Linked DNA regions of Homo sapiens: region 1 is linked to region 2. A link is an interaction called in ENCODE POLR2A ChIA-PET data of the cell type or tissue named here. Cell type or tissue: Panc1. All regions are shown on one strand.

Evidence for each region. ChIA-PET counts read pairs that join two places held together with the same protein. Peaks named below come from ENCODE experiments on the same cell type or tissue, not always from the same donor. Only the 100,000 strongest peaks of a DNase experiment are listed, where the experiment ranks them.
Region 1: POLR2A ChIA-PET joins it to region 2 with 6 read pairs; 2 of 35 experiments call an interaction of 5 or more read pairs at or near these places.

What each region holds. Positions count from the first base shown.
Region 1 is chr5:92,566,862-92,571,861 of GRCh38, forward strand. All of the region lies in intron 2 of LOC105379082 (a long non-coding RNA gene), which reads right to left. Among named protein-coding and RNA genes, the nearest start is that of LINC02058, 370 kb to the right of the region's middle. In Panc1, no CTCF peak of the experiment used is centred here; no DNase peak of the experiment used is centred here; H3K27ac peaks cover 4,706 bases.
Region 2 is chr5:93,518,185-93,523,184 of GRCh38, forward strand. All of the region lies in intron 4 of NR2F1-AS1 (NR2F1 regulatory antisense RNA 1), which reads right to left. Among named protein-coding and RNA genes, the nearest start is that of NR2F1-AS1, 61 kb to the right of the region's middle. In Panc1, no CTCF peak of the experiment used is centred here; no DNase peak of the experiment used is centred here.

The DNA.
Region 1 (5,000 bases), 950 kb before region 2:
CTATAATTATACATATTAATATGTGCCATATCACTTAATAATCTATGGTTATGCTTACACATATTATTTTCCAAAATTAGTAGATTTTTTTAAAAGAAAAGCAATAGCCTATAGCTGGATGTATTTGTAAAATTCTTAACTGAGACATATGTTGTAGATAAATCTGAAAGCAAGCATGGATACATTCCATGACAAGTATTTAAGTACTGGCAGTATTTATAGGAATGTTCAGTCTTCTGATTTATATTACACATACTTTCTATATGATCACTAGAAATTTTATTAAACCAATCATTTCTGGAGCTTGATAATTACCTTTGAGTGGAAGAAGGTACATGCCTCGGTGGAATCTCTCTCTTGCCTTAGAGGAAATATTAATTGCAGTCAATTTTCGATTAGATAAAAAATGTTGTGAAATTTTCTCATCTTAAAATCCCTTATCCCTATAATGCAGAACATTCTAATGGTTTGCCACCATGAGGCAACACATTAACTATCTCAGTGTGGCATCAGCCTGCAAAGTTTGTAAACAGCTTTACACTTGAAAATACAAGAATGGTAAAATAAGAATTTTTATTATATGTTTTAGAAGTTGCCATTTTCTAGTTCTTTAGATCCCCAAAATAAAATAGAAGTTATTTTTCTATTAACTTTGAGAAGATTTTCAGTGATTGGTTCATTTATAATGCTAGTTTTTCAACTTCCAATGATACTTGTAGGAAAAGTAACAATTACTATAACTTTGACTTTGATCTTCCTTAGATTGTGACATATTTAATGCTTTTGTCAAAATGTTATAGTACCTCATTAGCAAAGATAACCATGGAATACACAGGAAGAAGAAATAATAGTTAATATTTTTTAAGTCACATAAACTACCTAAGTATTTAACAAAATTAGTGATTTTTAGATGTCAGTAATTGATAAGCCCAATTCTTGACTCAATGTCCATCATATTATATGAAATAACTGAACTCCTTGTTTTTTCAAATACAAACAAAAAAACTTTGACTTCATGAATCTTCCTCAGTATTTACATAATTTAAGCGAAAGCCTATGGCGGACAAGGGAGATATAGTTCTCACTGACATTTGCTTTGGAATTGGGCACTGTAGGGTTGATGCCCTGGAGGTTTGTCCAGCCTGCTGTAACTGACATAAAACTGACCATTTGACCATGCCTGTGTTTGCTTTAGATTTCATATTAGTCTTGTGGTTTTTGCTTTGCAAAGCTGTAGAACAGCTGCTTTTCAAAAGAACATATGCTAAGGACATGGTAACTAAGTTCAGCCTTCACCAAAAACTTGAGGAATTCTTTGAGAAAAATATACCAATGACAGTATTAATTTTGGAATCACCTCTGGAGTCTTCAGTGTCATATGGATCAAAGAGTTCAGAGTTCAGTGCATGGATGTTTAACTTAGCTTTTGATTTTCTCCAGCGGAAAATTTGTATGTTTTCAATGTGCTGGTGCTAAAGGAAAAAGAAAATTTGAATGGAATATGTTCACTGTCATGTATAACATAAGAAAAAAAACAGTTTATATCATTTTCTGGGGCATGTATTTTGCATTCTTCTCTTTGATTTTGACAATCTATCCTTTAAGATTCTTTGTCTGTTTGGTGATATTTGCACTTTAGTAACATAAGTGGGGAAGAACACACTGCCGTAGGGAATGGTCCTGGAACAAATGTAGTTGGAGTTCCTGAATTGTGCTTCCTGGTACTAATTTTATTATTCACCATGATGTTGTCCTTTGTACACGTAAATCATTACTTTGACATTGTTGTTAAATGAGGAAGGTTGAAATTAAAAGGAATCACATGTTTCCTACAGTAAACTGTTGGAATCTCTTCCCCATTTATTGGATTTTGTTTTTGTGTTTGCAGAGCCTGTCACTGTTGACACATTTACCACCTCATCTCATTGACTAGCTGAGTATCTTTTCATAAACAATGTGTTTCTATTCTCAATAGCATGCTCTTAGACATATAGTAGGTCATTGGACACATGATGTTTTTTCAAGCTAATATCTAGAGTAATTTTCTGATGGTGATTGAATCTTATTTTACATTAACAAGTCAAATAATCTTATCATGCCTGGCATGGTGGCTCACGCCTGTAATCTCAGCCCTTTGGGAGGCCGAGGCGGGTGGATCACCTGAGGTCAGGAGTTCAAGACCAGTCTGATCAACATGGAGAAACCCGTTTCTACTAAAAATACAAAATTAGCCAGGCATGGTGGCACACACCTGTAATCCCAGCTACTCCGGTGGCTGAGGCAGGAAAATCACTTGAACCCAGGAGGTGGAGGTTGTGGTGAGCTGAGATCACGCCACTACACTCCAGCCTGGGCAACAAGAGCAAAAACTCCATCTCAAAAAAAAAAAAAATTATAGATGCCACTTTTCCTTGCTCTGTGAGCTATTAAGTATAGAAACATGAAGGCAGGTGGACTGTATGCAAATACTGAGACAGGAGCTATTATGAATATTCACTGTAGCACAGATGACCTGGATGCTGTCTCTATATGGGAATTCCTTCTCAGGCTTTCTTGGGAAATTTATATTTTTCAAATCTTGAATCCTGAGAATTATTAAATGAGAAATGTTAAAAAATTAAAAACAAGTATTATAATTATCTGCGAGAATTAAAGCTTAAATATCATCACAGAGATGTTATTGGTTTGAAGGAATCCATTGACATCAAGTTAAAAGCAAAAGTGAGACACCTTGACAGTCAGTCAAAAGTTAAAGTTGATATTTCCTGGAAACAGGACAAGAACACATAGGCAAGAAGAGGTCACAATCTAATTAGTCAATCTTGCTTGTGGTTATTGCCATGATAAAAATGTTCATGGGCTGTTGGCGGCTTACAATAAGTCATTTTTAAAACATAAATAAATATTAATAAGTTAATACATATCATATACTTTATGCAAATACTATGAATAGTGTTCCAAGAAACAATTTGACTTGAAAGTAAAATAAATCATTAAATTGAAATCTACACCTGTACTGCTGTTAACCTTGATAGGAGATACAAATGTTTAATTTTTTTAAAATACTACCTGATATGGTTCAGCTCTATGCCCTCACCTAAATCTCATCTTGAATTGTAGCTCCCATGATCCCCATATGTTGTGGGAGGGACCTGGTGGGAGGTAACTGAATCATGGGTGCGGGTTCTTCCCATGCTGTTCTCATGAGAGTGAATAAGTTTCATGAGATCTGATGGTTTTATAAAGAGCAGTTCCCCTGCACATGCTCTCTTGCCTGTCACATATAAGAGGTGTCTTTGCTCCTACTTTGCCTTCTGCCATGATTGTGAGGCCTCCCCAGCCATGTGGAACTGTGAGTTCATTAAACCTCTTTGTCTTTATAAATTACCCAGTCTTGGGTATGTCTTTATTAGCAGCATGAGAACAGACTAATATACTACCCAATAATGCACAGTGGTAATTTTCAGTGTTTCAGTATTTGCTATAGGTTGTGTTTCTTTGAAATATTTTAACAAAATAACTACAAAGAAAAGAAGATAACAATGGTATAGAATCTCCAAGGTGAAATCCAAAACTGATCTAAAATCTAAGTTGGTAAAAGTGTATTTATTTTAATACTAAAATCAAATCAGAGCATGTTTTCATCATTAAAAAAAGAGATTATATTAAATAACATATACCCTAATGCCCAAGTTGTAAACGCTTTTGGAAGCGCTTATAACAGTTTGATCAGTGTCAATAACAAAATACAAACTATTTCTACATCTAGAATATTTATCATGTAACAAATATTAAGTCTTTTAGATAGGAAAATGAGTACTTGTGTGTTTTACTCCCACTTTGTGTATTTTGAAATTACTTTTAAGTATTATAACTCAGAAATATTAAATATTTGGATTATTTTCAATGTTTTAAATAATTTTTATTTGGCATTGATTTTATATTAATATTTCCTTCATTATTCTTTATCAAATATCTATTGCAGATATATATAATTTTAACATTATTGGAATATCTAAACTTGTCACAACATAGTGATACATAATAATAAAATGTGCATTTATTATTCATTGCTTTACATTAAAAACTTCTGCAACTTCTAGTATAATTTTGGCATGTAAAAAGGTTTCACTATTATTTTATTCAATCATTAATACTTAGAAACATGTAAAAAAAAGTGTTGTGGAAAACAAAGAATAACTCATGATCTCATTATTCCCAATAATTTTTAAGAATTCCAATTTCTTGTTCCCAAATACTAAAGGTTAATATTAGTTGGAAATTAGAAACACTAGGCCTGTAGCAGTTCTAGAATTTTGTTTGTGACCTTGTCATGTTCTTTAAGGTAAAACATAACTCAAAGCCGTTGCTAGTCAAACAAGGCCAGAGGCTGCTGTGCACAGTGACCATAGGTGATTCTTTCTGCTCTCTAGTTGTAAGGCTGTGAGTGTACAAGTTGGTTTCCAGTTTAATTCTGCTTTAAGATATTTCCTTCAGTTACCTTTGTGTGGGACCCCTCTTTACTTCAGTCATGTATTTCTTTATTATTGGTGTACTGTTTGATGTGACCTGTGAAAATATTTCAATCTAATGATAGCCATGACTATCTATTGGGTTTTCTGTTTACAGACAAGCAAACAATGTAAGGTTGTAATCCAAAATCGCATGACATTTATGTAAATGTATACTAAGTTCATATTATTATTCATACAGGCTTGAGTCCCACTTCACACAGAAAATAATTATGAGGGGTTGAAAATCTCTCACTAAGGTTTCTAGATCTACTATTTTAAAGAACTGATTGCAAAATTGCCTATTTCATTAAATGAAAGTGATTTACTATCATCTTGGAAATTTTAAAGCTCCCAAAATGTGTACTTCAATCAGACAGGGCACTGGAGTAACCATTTTATAATAGACCATTTGATAGTACATTTATAATTCTTAATTTAATATTTTTTTAACTGCAAAATTTGGCTAGTTTGTCTAGTTTACTTCAA
Region 2 (5,000 bases):
ACAAGAGTTTTTCAAAATTGCTTTTATGATAAATGTTAGTAATGTGATACAGACCTAGTGGTAAGTAGACCTAGTGTCTCCAGACCTGAGGCTGTGTAGAAACAGTAGAATGACCAATGAACTGCTCTTTTTCAATGTTATTAGACTGATGGTCTTACAATTGGTAGTGTATTGGATTACTACAATTCTGGCTTTATCTTTGTATGGAACCTTACAGTTTCAACGTATTTTCACAATGATGATTTCACTCAATTCTTTCAATAACCCTTTCAGGGAGATAAGATCCCCATTTTACAGATAAGAAAGCAGGGACTAAGGGATTTTCCAAAGATCATACAATTTCAGAAATAAGATATGAACCCAGATTTTTTATTTCCAAGATGATACATTTGCCTTCATCTGTACTTCAGTTTCTTTATATTTAAAATGGTAACAATTATATCTATGTGACACAGATATAATTACATTTCTCATTTAATCTTCAACTATTTAGTATCAATTATGACAGATAATACTAAATAATATGCATTTTGAAAGCATTTTGGTATTTAAGTATATAAAAACAAAACCACCATTTCCACATAATATAGGGTGGTAGCAGTAAAGAAACTGGTCAGGTCTGAAAGGGGACTGATGTCAAAGCTGATAATTTCATCCACAGTATTATGCTCCTTCAGGCTTCCTAAGATGTACATCTAAGAGATCATCATGGTACAGACTGGTGAAGAAATTTATTAAAGTAGACTTAAAGTAGATTAACACAGTCTACCAGACTATTAAAAATTTTTAATTAAACACAATAAAAATCACTACACTTAAGTGGCCTCTTTCTGAGAGATTAGAATCTAAAGTCAGCACATAAGAAAAATTTGCATATGGTCAAAATCCCTTAAGGCAATGTCATGTTGAAGACTGACATACTTTCTCTCATACCAGTTATCTTTTTACTTTGGTTGTGTACTAGATGAATTAGTTGGCTTGTATTTCATACTGTATATAAAAAAAATACATAACTTTAAACCCTAGAAACACACTCAGCCTAGCACACATAAAAGAACTGAGACTGACAGGAATAGCAGATTTACATCTCACATTCATTCCAGGGCACACATTCATTGAGCGAAATATTTTAACTTCTCTTTCTTTTTGGCCAAATCTTTATATGCATATGTATTTAAGTAAAGCAAATGTATGATATGACTCCACTGTGTAAATCATTAAAATAGAAAACATAAAGATATATAGCCACACTAATATTCACATACGTGGGAATATATCTCAAATAATTGCCCACACTGCATGATGCTGAAAGGACCCTTAATTTCTATTTCTACACTGTATGTTTTGGTAATAACTTAGTTGTCAGTGTATACATAACCCCCATCAAAGAATGTGAAAGTATATATAAGTGTATATTAAATTTTCCAAAGGATATTTCCAAAGGACCTCTAAAACAATGCTTCTATTTAGACATGCATGTTAGAATCACCATGTCTGCTGCTATTGCCCAGTAATTCTTAATGTTTAACAAAAAGAAAAATATCCAACTTGATTCCAAGAAATGTGTGATCTTCTACAGAAAAAAAATTCTGCAACAACTGCTACTACACATTTTCAACATAACACTTAAAATACAATATACTGTGTTTGAAAAATTAGACAAAATAACATTTAAGAAGTCTAAACTAAAAGAAAGAAATTCTAGAATATTACTCATCTATGATGACTCAGTATAAACTGACATTTCTCCTAGCAGAGGTTTTTAAAAATCCTCTCTATTTATGGAAAGACAGTTAAGCATCACAGTATCTAAGGTCTCAATGTTAAGAATCAGAGAGCTTTAAAAAGACAAATTCACATTCACTACTATTTTCAGTAATATATAGATCCTATTAAATTCCATGTAAATCACATAAATCAAAGAGAAAAATATGATCTACCTATTTAAAAACTGAACTACACGCATACCTATTATTGTAATAGTTTCCACATGCTTAAAACTAAAGTTTGCTTAAATTTTAGTTTTTAATAGTCAGGATTAGTTGTTTACTTTTGCATCTTTGAAGCCTGGAAATATATTTGTTTTGGTTACTCTCCACTTTTTTGTTAATGAACACTTCCATATTGTGCTCTTTTTGAAGAACACCAAATCCACTTCAAAAAGCTGTCAAATCCACAGTCCCATTTTCACATACTGACAATGCTCAATTACTCAAAGAAACATTCCTTTAAAAGTAGACTAATCACTGAAATTTTAATAAGCTCAAACAAAAAATATATAATTTTATTTTATTAATAGTGTCCTTTTTCACTCAACAAGAGGAAGTATACAGGTTTTACTGAATGAAGAATGACTTTATCTGAATTAGAAAGTATTTAATCTAGGACCAGATTTTCAACCTATAAACTCCAGGAAATTTTTCAAGAGAAGTATGGCCTGTTCTCAAGTAGATTTGTACCAGATATGGTAGAGACTCTAATGAATCCAAATAAATTCTCGTCTTCCATCAAAAACAAAACAAAGGAAATTATTTAAATGAGCAAAAGGAAGGTGATAGACACAGCTGAAAAAACAGAATAATATAGTACTCCCCTTCTGTGACCATATAAAATACAGCTTCTACATATTGCAAGCCTCCCCCCAAAGAAAGCTGTGATTTTTCTATTTCTTTGACCAAAATAAGAATTAAAATTACAAAATGAAGCACTTAGAAACATCACAATACTTCATCAATAAACAGATGAGATAATACTTACATTTTACATGTTGTATTCCCTAAACACCCACTAAGAGTCAATGGTATACAAAACAACATGGTACTGGTTCAAAAAAAGTGCATAGACCAATGGAACAGAACAGAGAGCCCAGAAGTAACGCCACACACCTATGACCATCTGATATTCGACAAAGCTGACAAAAACACGCAATGGGGAAAAGACTCGCTATTCAATAAATGATGCTGGGATAACTGGCTAGCCATATGCAGAAGATTGAAGCTGGACCCCTTCCTTACACCACATACAAAAATCAACCCAAGATGGATTAAAGATTTAAATGTAAAACTCAAAACTATAAAAATCCTGTAAGACAATCTAGGCAATACCATCCTGGACATAGGAAAGGGCAAGGATTTTATGACAAAAACACCAAAACACAAAATTCAAAAATTGACAAATGGAATCTAGGTATACTTAAGAGCTTCTGCACAGCAAAAGAAACTATCAACAGAGCAAACAGACAACCTACAGAATGGGAGAAAATATTTGCAAACTATGTACCCAACAGAGGTCTAATATCCAGCATCTATAAAAAACTTAAACAAATTTGCAAGAGAAAAACAAACAACCCCATTAAAAAGTGGGCAAAGGACATGAACAGACGCTTTTCAAAAGAAGACATACATGCAGCCAACAAACATATGAAAAAAAGCTCAAGATCACTGATCATTAGAGAAATGCAAATCAAAACCACAATGAGATCCCATCTCACACCAGTCAGCATGGCTATTATTAAAAAGTCAGGAAACAACAGGTGCTGGTGAGGTTGTGGAGAAAAGGGAACACTTATGCACTATTGGTGGAAATGTAAATTAGTTCAACCATTGGAATGCAGTATGGCGATTCCTCAAACAGCTAAAAGCCTGCCATTCAACCCAGCAATCCCATTACTGGGTATATACCTAGAGGAATATAAAGCATTCTACCATATAGACACATGCATGTGGCTGTTCATTGCGGCACTATTCACAATAGCAAAGACATAAAATCAACCTAAATGCCCATCAATAACAAATTAAATAAAGAAAATGTGGTACATATATATCATGGAATACTATGCAGCCATAAAAAAGAATAAGATCATATCTTTCACAGGAACATGGATGGAGCTGGATGTTATGATCCTTAGCAAACGAATGCAGGAACAGGAAACGAAATACCACATGTTCTCACTTTTAAGTGGGACCTAAATGATAACTTATGAACACAAAGAAGGGAACAATAGACACTGGGGTCTACCTGAGGGTGGAGGGTGGGAGGAGTGAGAGAGGCAGAAAAGATAACTATTGGGTATTGGACTTAATATCTGGGTGATGAAATAATCTGTACAACAAACCCCTGTGACATGAGTTCACCTATGTAACAAACCTTCACAAGTATCCCCGAACCTAAAAGTTACTTTAAAAAAAGAGTCAATAGTATAAATGTGCAATGTTCCATACTGTTTGTTGATAAATTTAAAGAATGAGGGTATTACTAATTCATTCCCTTTTTTAAAAATACAACAATTACTAAAAATGAACAGTATGATGGGCAATTTTTATTTTCCACTTAGTACAAACATAGAATGTGAAATGAGGTGGGTGGCTGGCAAGATGGCCGAATAGGAAGAGCTCTGGTCAGCAGCTCCCAGCAAGATCAACGCAGAAGGCGGGTGACTTCTGCATTTTCAACTGAGGTATGCAGCTCATCTCACTGGGACTGGTTAGACAGTGGGTGCAGCCCACAGACGGTGAGCCAAAGCAGGGTGAGGCATTGCCTCACCCAGGAACTGCAAGGGGTCAGGGAACTCCCTCCCCTAGCCAAGGGAAGCCATGAGAGACTGACATGAGGGACGGTGCATTCTGGCCCAGATACTATGCTTTTCCCATGGTCTTTGCAATCTGCAGACCAGAAGATTCCTTTGGCTGCCAACACCACCAGGGCCCTGGGTTTCAAGCACAAACCTGGGCAGCCGTTTGGGCAGACACCAAGCTAGCTGCAGGAGGTTTTTTTTTTTTCATATCCCAGTGGTGCCTGGAACACCAGTGAGAGAGAACTGTTCACTCCCCTGGAAAGGGGGCTAAAGCCAGGCAGCCAAGTGGTCTATAGCGGATCCCACTCCCATGGAGCCCAGCAAGCTAAGATCTACTGACTTGAAATTGTTGCTCTGCCAGCACAGCAGTATGAAGTCGACCTGGGATGCTTGAGCTTGGTGGGGGGAGGGGTGTCTGCCATTACTG